Regions from separate parts of the Homo sapiens genome. Here regions 1 and 2 are each linked to region 3. Evidence: chromatin contacts called from ENCODE Hi-C or POLR2A ChIA-PET data. All regions are on one chromosome and are shown on one strand. Each heading gives the region's core, a stretch centred on a gene start or an enhancer-like site at or near the end of the contact. The rest is flanking DNA. Distances are from core to core; before and after follow the strand shown.

Region 1 (3,293 bases), core at 224-2,723, 460 kb before region 3:
GCAGGGCCAGAGGCAGGGCTGGGCTGAGCTCCATCACTGGCCTCTGTGGGCAGCCCCTTGCCCACCTCCAGGCCAGCCCCCTGCTGAAGAAGGCATGTGTGAGTGAAGGGAGCTGGGGACAGGGAGGCAGAGTTGTAGGTCTCTGAGACCTGTCATGCTGACCCAAGAAGCCAACCTGTTTCCATTTCAGGATTGAGGTAGGGGAGGAGGGTGGGGTCCCCATACTCCCAACAACGCCCAGAAGCAAAGGAGGGTCCCAGGAAGGGGCAGAGCTGAGCTGGACCCATTCTCAGCCTGCTCTGTGGCCTGGGCCAGGTCCTTCCCTCTCTGAGTGCCCCGCAAGTTCCCTGACCACCATCAGAGGGCCCAGGCCGGTCCATGTGGGAGGCCCAACCTGCAGGAGCTGTTAGAATCCTGGGAACTCAAACTCCAGCTCAAAATTAAAATCTCTTTAGTGCCCAGGGCCTCAGGTTCTGAGTGTAGGGTTCTGGGGTGGGGTGAGGTGGCGACTGTTCTGGGGCAGGGAGCATGGGGAGGTCCCGTCACTCACCCCAGATTCAGGCCCTCAGTCCCATTTCCCCTTTGGCCCTCTTCTGTGGCTTTCTGTGCCCCCCGCCACCCAGTCAGTATTCAGGGTGGGGGAAGTGACCTCTAAGAGATCATAGGTGTCTGTAGGGCCTATGGGGCATGGGGTCCCTGGGAAGAACCATCACTGACCTGGGGAAGCTCTGGACCCTGAGTCTCTGGAAGGACTGGAGGCCTGAGGGAGGCAGGGCAAGGGGAGGTTCCCTCGGCATGGAGTCCCCTGATGCCCCTGTCCCCTACCCCAAAGCAAGCCTGGTGAGCTGAGATGGGGCATGTAGATGTGGGGAGAGGCTGGGGTGCCTGGAAGCCAGATGGGGACAGGCCTGGGTGGAAGAGGCTGGGCAGTCATCTCTTGCTGGCTCTATGAAGTGTTGCCGGACCTCAAACACCTGTCTAGGACATGGCGCCCCTTGGGCTGGGAATGGCCCTCCACCCTTACCCAGGGGAGCTGGAGAGTCTGGCCAAAGCTTCAGGGGGCTGGAATATCCTGGAATTGGGGCAGGGCCAGTTTGGAAGGTCTCTGCTGTGGGCAGTGGAGGGGCAGAGAACAAGGCAGAGCCCAGCTAGGCCCCTACCCAGCCCATCAACTTTAACCTCTGATCCCTGACCTCCCTTCCAGGCTCTCTCCCCACTTGTCACTTTGCTGGAGCCTGGGGACCTGCATTTGTGGACATCTCTGTACACATGGCCTGTGCCCTAGCTGGGAAGGTCTTCCCAATGGGGAGCTGGCCAGTGTGGCACAAAAGCCTGCACTGGGCCAACAAGGTGGAAGGAGAAGCGGCAGGTGGACGGCAAGGCCCCAGCCTCCTTCTCTCCTCCGCCCCTCTTCCCGCCCAGGACTGGGTGGAGCCACTGCCTTATAAGTGGTGGCCTGGTGGCAGCAGAGCAAACTACAACCGGCGGCCAGCGGGACCAGAGGGCGGCTCTGCAGGCAGGCGGCAGCGGTGCCCTCAGTTCCCCAGCATGGCCCCCTCGGCCTGGGCCATTTGCTGGCTGCTAGGGGGCCTCCTGCTCCATGGGGGTAGCTCTGGCCCCAGCCCCGGCCCCAGTGTGCCCCGCCTGCGGCTCTCCTACCGAGGTACCAGCCCCTGCGTGCCCTGTTTGTGTGCATGTGCCCTGTTTGTGTGTGTGCGCTCTGTTTGGGTGCATGTGCCGTGTTTGTGTGCATGTGCCCTGTTTGGGTGCGTGTGCCGTGTTTGTGTGCATGTGCAGTGTTTGTGTGCGTGTGCCGAGTTTGTGTGCGTGTGCCGAGTTTGCGTGTGCCGTGTTTGTGTGCGTGTGCCGAGTTTGTGTGCGTGTGCCGAGTTTGCGTGTGCCGTGTTTGTGTGCGTGTGCCCTGTTTGTGTGCGTGTGCCCTGTTTGGGTGCATGTGCCGTGTTTGTGTGCGTGTGCCCTGTTTGGGTGCGTGTGCAGTGTTTGTGTGCGTGTGCCGAGTTTGTGTGCGTGTGCCCTGTTTGGGTGCGTGTGCCGAGTTTGTGTGCGTGTGCCATGTTTGTGTGCGTGTGCCCTGTTTGGGTGCGTGTGCCCTGTTTGTGTGCGTGTGCCCTGTTTGGGTGGCTTGGGCTCTTGGGTGCCTGGTCAGCTGTAGGGGAGGGAGCCTCTCCCTGCACAGCTCTCGGGGAGTGGGAGGGAGGCAGGTCCTGGGAGACAGGACCAGGGTGGCGGTGGGAGGCACCTGAGGGGGAGTGCTGAGAAAGGGACAGATGGAGACCCTGAGAGAGCTCAATAAAGATGGGGAGGAGACAGAGGAAGGGACCAGGCAGGGGAGAGTGACAGAGAGGGTGGGGCTGAAGGGTCTGTCTGGGCTCAACTGGCACTTTTTGCCCAGGGTGGCCAACGGGAGAGCAGGCAGCATGCTATCCCTTGGTCCTGGGGCCACAGAGAAGGGGAGGACCCCCCTTGCAGCCCACTTCCCAGAGTGGGCTTGTTCATGTGCTCCTGCACCCAAGAAGCGCCCCAGCCCAGGGGGAGTTTCACCTCCCCTTTTTGCACATCCCAGCCTGGGGGTTCCTGTGTTCTACCCTAGACATGTGAGCCGGCTCAGGCCTCCACGGATGGGCCCAGGGAAGGCCCGAGACAGGCTCTTGGCAGATCCTTCCTGAGGAAACCAGAGGGGTGACCACCTTCCCCTGGGAAGCCCAGTCTGCTGGGGGAGATGGCGCTCGTCCCTGGAGAGGCTGAGGGGAATGTGGTCTTGTTCCGGGAGCTGTGGTTTTGCGGGGAGGTCAGACTGCTAGAAAAAGCCCCAAATAGGGAAAGTTCCCCAAGGTACTGTCATCCATGGAGGGCTTCCCGGAAGAGACCGTTGATGAGTTTTGGGGGTGGAATGGGTGTTGGGTAGAGGTGCTTCCGTAGGGAAGGCATAGGACACTCTGGGCCTTCCCAAAGGTGGCCAGCACCCTCTTCCTGCCACATCCTACTGCCCCCATTACCTCCACCTCCCTAGCCAAGCCCGGAGGACCTACCTCAGGATCCTCAACTCCTGGGACCGATGTCCCCAGACAGCTCCCCGCTCTCATCTCTGGGGTGGGATAGCCAGCATCTGTGGGGAGAAAATTGTCTTTGGCCGCATCCCTGGACTGGAGGTGGGAGCCCTTCCCGGCCATACCTTCCCTTTTCTGCACCCAGGCCATTGCCAGGGGTCCCCTCTGCTGGGAACAGTTTCGCCTGCTGGCCCACCCTCCAGCTGAGCCAGGCGGCCTGCAAAG
Region 2 (3,199 bases), core at 304-2,803, 330 kb before region 3:
CCCCGTCTCTAGGGAGGGACGCTAGGCCGTTGCTAAGGGGCGGGGCCATCCGGCACCGCAGGGCGGGAGCTTCCGTCCGCGAACCTCCCCAGCCTGAACCCTTACCTACCCACCAACTCCAGGTCTCGGTTACTTCCGCCCAGGACAGTGGGACTGGGATGTTCCAGCATATGCCCCGATCGGCAGGATTAGGGCCGACCAGGGAGCGTCACTCTTCTAGGCTCCATTACCCACCCATCTTCCCTCCTGTGCCCTTTTAGAGTAAGCAGCGAAACAGCTAAATGCAGCGTGAGAACTTTGATTAAATCCTGATTTAAATACATATACATATGTAAATAATTTGGGGAGGAATAATTGAAGAAATTTACGAACTGGAAGTTGGCATTTAAGCCACAGCTGCGGGACAGCTGGTCAGGGCACTGAGGAAAAGGTGGGTTCTGGTTCTCCTGGGGCTTGGCTCACAAAGCCACACCCACCCATTGCACGGTGACTCCACTCAGGCCGCCGCTTCCGCTGGGCAGCGGATGCGCCCGACACCCCTCGGCTCGGGCGCCCACCCTCTGATGCCCCTCATCTGCTCTCAGCACCTGGCATGGGTTCAGGTTTTGATCTTCCTGCCCTATTCTGAATATTGAATTATTGTTAATTTTCTTAGATGTGATAATGCTACTGTGGTTGTATCAGACTGTCCTTAGTTGACGTGGCCTGAAGTGTTTGAAGAAACACGTCAGAATGTCCGCTACAATTTCCTTTCAAATGGTTCAGCAAAAATTATACATATAGGTAAGCATAGCTAGATAAAAAGACAAAGAGGAGATAAAGCAAAAGTGCTGCAATATAACAATTAGGGAATCTGAAGGTCACAGATGTCCATGTACTAGTCTTCCAATTTTTTCTGTAAGGGAAAGAAGTGGTTTACAAACCAAAAGAACCAAAAGAAAAACATCACCCCATCTGTACCTGAGAACCCCTGCCCACAGCCTTCTCAAAACTGGCCCCATTTCACAGATGGGGAAACAGACTTGCTGAGACGGTTAGTACTAGGGGAGGTCATAGGCCCTGATGTTGAATTTTACTTGGCATTTTAGTCGTGCTGGCTTGGTGCCAGGCCTGTTGCTGGGCACTAAGTGTCTGGAACTGAACTGGACCCTATCCCCACCATAAAGTGTATTGAGTGGGAAAGATGGAGAGGCCAGGCCATGAGGAACCTAGAGGCAGGGTGTAATCTATGCCTGGAGACAGTGGTTCAGCCCTTGCACAGGCTTCTGCTTCCTCTGTCTAGAACCTGTCTCCATCCACTCCTGCATCTGGCGGACTCCTACTCACCCTTCAAGACCTGATGGTGGTGCAACCTTTCCTGAATCCAAACTGTGGTTTTATTTTTCTTGTTGGCATTCACACAGGTACTCAGTGATCACTGCAGAAGGAAGAAAGGACTGTGAGGGGAACTGGAGGCAAGGTGTCCACAGCTCTTAGAAGGGACAAGGACTCCATAGCCCTGTTTAGGGCAGTCTGGCTGCTCAATGGGTCTGCGTATAGGTTGGGTACCCCCCTTGGCCTGTAGAGAGGCACCTGCTTCCCTGCTTTTGCCTGGCACTTCCCACACTAGGTACAGCTGTCCAAAAAGCTGCAGCATCTATCCGGGTTGCCATGGCAACATCAGCCTATGGTGGGATGTCAGGGATGAGAGGGGCAGAATGCTAATCCTGGAAAGTTGCCAAGCAACACAGTGGGCTGGTGACATCACAGGGGCTGTGGCTGCTGGACAGATGGACAGGCCACAGCTGAAAGGGTCCACTCTCAGGAGGCCCAGCTCACAGAACCACTCACTGCTTACCATGTGATGGTCACTGCTGTTTCTCCCAACTGGAGAATGGACTTGAGGGGTGGGGGTCGGGGGTGCTGCTTTTACCAGCAGCCCTGCCAGCTCCACTTCGCCCCTCTTCAAGGGCGGGCTGTGGATATGACTGCCTCCCTCCTCCCTGGAAGGACACCGTGAGTCAGTCCCTGTTCTCCTGGGTCTCAGGGGCTACCCTCTAATGTGCTGTCTTCTCCCATGGCTGCGCAAGGGTTCAGGCTTTGGTCTTCCTGCCCTGTCCTGAAGGCCACCATACTTACCTTGCTCCCTGGGAAAGGAGCAGGGGGCTGAGCCATGACCCACTGGACTCCTGCCCCTCTTGTGATGGGAGGGCCATCTTTTGCCCTGAATAAGCTGGAAGAGAGGTCAGCCTTACCCTTGTTGAAATGGGAGGACTAGGTTTCTACAAGAGTTGGGGAGTCACTGCCCATCTCTTACTCAGATCCCCCTTGCTGAGGACTCTGGTGGCCTGGAAGCTGGGGGATTGGGGCAGATGGGCTGCTTAGGATGCCCTGGCCCAGGGCCATGCCTTTCCAGCATGGAGTCTGAGGTCATGGCAAGTCTGCACACCCCCTCCCCTGTGTCTCCTTGCTGGCTGAGATGGGAGCAATGCTTCACTGGCTGCAGAGATGAAAGCCCCTTGTGAATGGGCAGCAGAATGGGCCCTTCATGTGGCTGGCCAGCCAGAACGGAAGGTGACAGGCATCCAGACTGAGTGGCTGAGCTACCCGCTCCCCACCTGTCCCCAGCCTCCCTCTTGGGCCCCCAGGATCTTCCTCTGATTTTCTAGGCCTGGAGCTCTGAGCTATGCCACAAGAAAGTGAGTTGCAGGCATCGGGGGCGGGGGGTGTCAGAGAAGGGAATGGGTGAGGTCTACGATTCACTGCCTCCCCAGGCCTCCCCGACATAAGCCTCCCTGCCATTGCTCAGCTGCCCTCAGCAGTTCTGACCAGCATAATCATTTCTTTGATGAATAAAAATGGAGAAAATTTAATTCTCCTTTGATCCACATGATCACCTTGACAGACAAGACCTTGAAAGCCCAGAGCTCAAGCAAGGAGTAGAACAGAGTTTCTCCGGGGCTGGTGGACTGAAGACCACTGGCCCATGAACAGACAATCTTCATCCATCACAGCCCCCACCTAATCCCCTGCCCACCTTTACTCCTGTGCAGCCTCCCTGCCGGAGCCTCTTCCCTCTTTGTTTTTCTATGATCTTCCATGCCATCTTGGGCTACTTCTCAGGACACACTCCCTGAGTGCCTTGGCCAACAGAACACACACTCTCCTCAGGGCCCCAGAGGACCATGGTCAGTACCACTTGGTAGATGACTCACTCCCT
Region 3 (3,094 bases), core at 472-2,971:
CCCAGGCCCAGCTGGCGGGCTGTCTCCTCAAAGAAAGCCACAGCAGCTCCTGGAGGCACAGAGTGTCTTGGGGCTGCTTCTGCCTACCCACAGCTTCCCACCAGCCCAGGCAGCCCGGAGAGTGGAGCATACCCAGAAATGGGCTGCTGCCTCCCCGACACACTCCATATCCCTCAGAGATGCTTGCATTTCCATCCCCAAGAAAGAAGATATTTTTGGCTACTCAGTGACCCTTTCTGGAAGTCCAGGGGGATGTCTGGACACAGGGTTGGAGGAAGGTGTTATCTTCCTTAAATATGGGAAACTATGGCACAGAGACATGAAGAGATTCACCCACCATCTCTCAGCTGATTAATCACAGAGGAGGAATTTGGACCCATGTACACAATTCCCAGCCACTAAGTTTTTTTTTTTTCTTTTCCTTTTTTTTTTTTTTTTTTTGAGACAGGGTCTCACTCTGTCACCAAGGCAGGAGTGAAGTGGTGCGATCTCGGCTCACTGCAGCCTCAACCTCCCAGGCTCAAGCGATCCTCCCACCTCAACCTCTGGAGTAGCTGGGACTACAGGTGTGCCACCATTCCTGACTAATTTTTGTATTTTTTCTGTAGAGACAGAGTCTTGCCATGTTGCTCAAGCTAGTCTTGAACTCCTGGGCCCAAGCAATCTGCCAGCCTCAACCTCCTGAAGTGCTGGGATAACAGGCAGGAGCCACCTCCCAGGCCCTAGCCACCAAGCTTGACTCCCTAAGGGCTGTGGCCTTTGTCCAGCCCCAGTGGGCTTCTGGAGGGCCTCTCCTTTCCCTGTGGCTGCCTCAGGCTTCCCCCACCACTCCTGCCCTGGAGAGTGAGGTGAAGTTTTTCTTTAACCAGCTGCCAGGAGTAACCTTGGTCAGCAGCAGAGTCTCTGGGGAAAGGGTTCCTCCCTAACCTGGAGGGGCTGCCTCAGTCTATTTACTTGGGGAATGGCTGGAGGGGTTGGGGAGCCATTTGGGACAGCAGAGTGGGGCTCAGCTGGGTGACAGGGGTTGGAGGCTGGTTTAGAGCACAGTCCCCGTCCCTTAGGCCCCGTCACAGGCTCTGGAACCACCGTCTTCTCACCATAGTCAGGCTTGGGCTGGACAGTGCGGATACGCAGGTACTGGCGGAAGAGCGTCACCGATGGGTGCTCCTCCTCGGGACCCTTGCTGGTCATGGCGCTGCGCGTGGTGAGCTGGGGGCAAAGTGAATGGCTAACTACCCCTCCAAGACCCTGGAAATGGTGAGCTCCTGCACACAGCCTGTCCCCACGGCGGCTCCCGGACTTCCCACAGGGGTAGGATACCGTGTTTCGGAGCCCCCATTAAGGAGCACCCATTCTGTTTCAGGCGCTGGGCTGTCTGCTTCCAGCACATTTCCTTATTTAATCCCCAAAAGAGCCCCATGAAGTTTGTGCTCAGAATGCCCACTTTACAGAGGAGAAAGCTGAGAGGCTCAGAGAGGTTCAAGGACAGCTCATAGAGTAGCTGAGCAAGGTTTGAACCCAGACTTGTACTCCCCCCGCCCTCCTAAAAAAAAAAAAAGGCAAAAACAAAAACAAAAAACAAACAAGAAAAACCCCAACGCCTCCCAGTTGCCCGGCTTTCAAGCCACGGAGCCCCAGTCCCTCTATCCCTCCCCAGGGCCCCCACCTCACTCTCCTGTCGCTGGGCTCACGCTCGCCTCTCAGCGCCCTTCCCTGACTGTGGCCTGGACTTAGGGTCCAGCGAGGTCGCCTGCGAGGTCGCAGGCTCAGGACCGCCCCGGTCCGCCCACCACGTGGCCGAGGCCGGATGTCGGGGCGGAGACCGAAGACCGTCAGTGAGGGCCGTCCCGGCGCCAGCGGCCGCGTCGGCGCGGATGTCCCCGCCCGCCTCTGGTTCGGGCCTCAGCGAGATTACTGGAGGATTAGATCCGGATCCCGTCCCCGGGCAGCGGCCGCCGCGGCCAGCGCCGCCCCGCGAGTTGCGAGCTCCGGGCTGGCCCTGCTCTGACAGGCTCGCCCCGCCCCACACGACACGCCTGCCACTCCTGCCCCCAGGTATGCGCCGGGAGCTCAGGACGGTCCCGTCCCCTAAGGGCGCCTCCTCCTTCAGCCCCCGGATAGGGCGGGAGGAAAGGGGGCCGCCCCGAGGCTCTCAAGATGCAGAGCTGCAAAGCCCTGGGCCTGCGCCCTCGCCCTCCTCGGCAAGTCTCCAACGGCTCCCCACTGCAGGCCTCAGCCCCTCGGGGAGGTCCTCCCTGACGCCTCAGCTCCACTTGTACTGAAGTTATTGGCCAATGTCTGTCTGCCCACACTGAACTCCAGGAGGCTGTGAGCTCCACTTCCTGCAAGGTTCTGCCCGGGGCCGTGCCGAGCCCGGACAGTGCCTAGAATGGGAATGAATGCATGGACAAGAGCACGTGTGACGGTTTAAGCGTGCCACTGCGTGTGCAGTCTATCAGTGGATATGATTGTGTATGTGACAGTGTGAGATGGTGGGTGGGTGTGATGAAGTCACTGTGAATGGATGTAATTGTGACCCTGGATGGACAGTGTGAGGAAACTGGCTCTTCTGCAGCCACCAGAGGGGGAGGCTAAACAGGCACAGGTGTACCACTGGCCCCCTGCAGGCCACAGCTGCAGTTGCCCACTTGTGCCCCAGCTGCCCTTTGTACTCCCAGCCAGGTCTGCCCTCTGCTCCAGGGGCTGAGTCAGCTTGGGGAAGGGTGAGGGACAAAGACTTCAATCTCTAGGCCAAGGAGGCACGCTGTGGGAAGGGTTCTGTCCCACCTTTCCTGAGGTTTAAGTCTTGGCTGCTCACACATAACATGGGGGCAAATGGACTTTAACTCATAACAATGCTGGATAATTCTTTATTTAGTTATTTTTTTGATACAGAGTCTCACTCTGTCATGCGGGCAAATAGATTTTAACTCACAACAATGCTGGCTAATTATTTACCTATTTATTCATGCGGGCAAATAGACTTTAACTCATAACAATGCTGGCTAATTATTTAGCTATTTATTTTTTTGAGATGGAGTCTCACTCTGCTGCCCAGGCTGGAGTGCAGTGGCTCCTTCTCGGCTCGCTGAAA

What was found. A loop is a pair of places that touch in the nucleus more often than their neighbours do. ChIA-PET counts read pairs that join two places held with the same protein, here RNA polymerase II (POLR2A). Pooled maps may share reads with other maps.
Region 1: a loop to region 3 is called in a pooled map, with 2.4 times the contacts of the local background. The contact joins the promoter of SEMA3G here to the promoter of ACY1 in region 3. A Hi-C loop is called at or near these places in 1 of 168 maps with a recorded cell type or tissue (CD8-positive, alpha-beta T cell), 3 of 37 single-sample maps with no recorded cell type and 7 of 50 pooled maps. POLR2A ChIA-PET finds 5 or more read pairs at or near these places in 4 of 52 experiments (Caco-2, activated B cell, activated T-cell and 1 more).
Region 2: a pooled map shows a loop between it and region 3 (2.7-fold over the local background). The contact joins the promoter of DNAH1 here to the promoter of ACY1 in region 3. A Hi-C loop is called at or near these places in 5 of 50 pooled maps. POLR2A ChIA-PET finds 5 or more read pairs at or near these places in 3 of 52 experiments (HepG2, OCI-LY7 and activated CD4-positive, alpha-beta T cell).

The regions. Positions count from the first base shown.
Region 1 is chr3:52,443,283-52,446,575 of GRCh38, reverse strand. SEMA3G (semaphorin 3G) reads left to right here and starts at 1,473. Exons shown (of 16, transcript NM_020163.3): 1 at 1,473-1,663. The coding sequence starts at 1,549. RefSeq lists enhancers at 623-1,499, 1,500-2,376.
Region 2 is chr3:52,314,673-52,317,871 of GRCh38, reverse strand. DNAH1 (dynein axonemal heavy chain 1) reads right to left here and starts at 1,553. Exons shown (of 78, transcript NM_015512.5): 1 at 1,327-1,553. RefSeq lists a silencer at 1-162 and an enhancer at 101-1,039.
Region 3 is chr3:51,982,162-51,985,255 of GRCh38, reverse strand. ACY1 (aminoacylase 1) reads right to left here and starts at 1,721. Exons shown (of 15, transcript NM_000666.3): 1 at 1,667-1,721; 2 at 1,098-1,209; 3 at 1-49. The coding sequence starts at 1,191. ABHD14A-ACY1 (ABHD14A-ACY1 readthrough) reads right to left here. Exons shown (of 17, transcript NM_001316331.2): 4 at 1,098-1,209; 5 at 1-49. RefSeq lists a silencer at 1,687-2,136.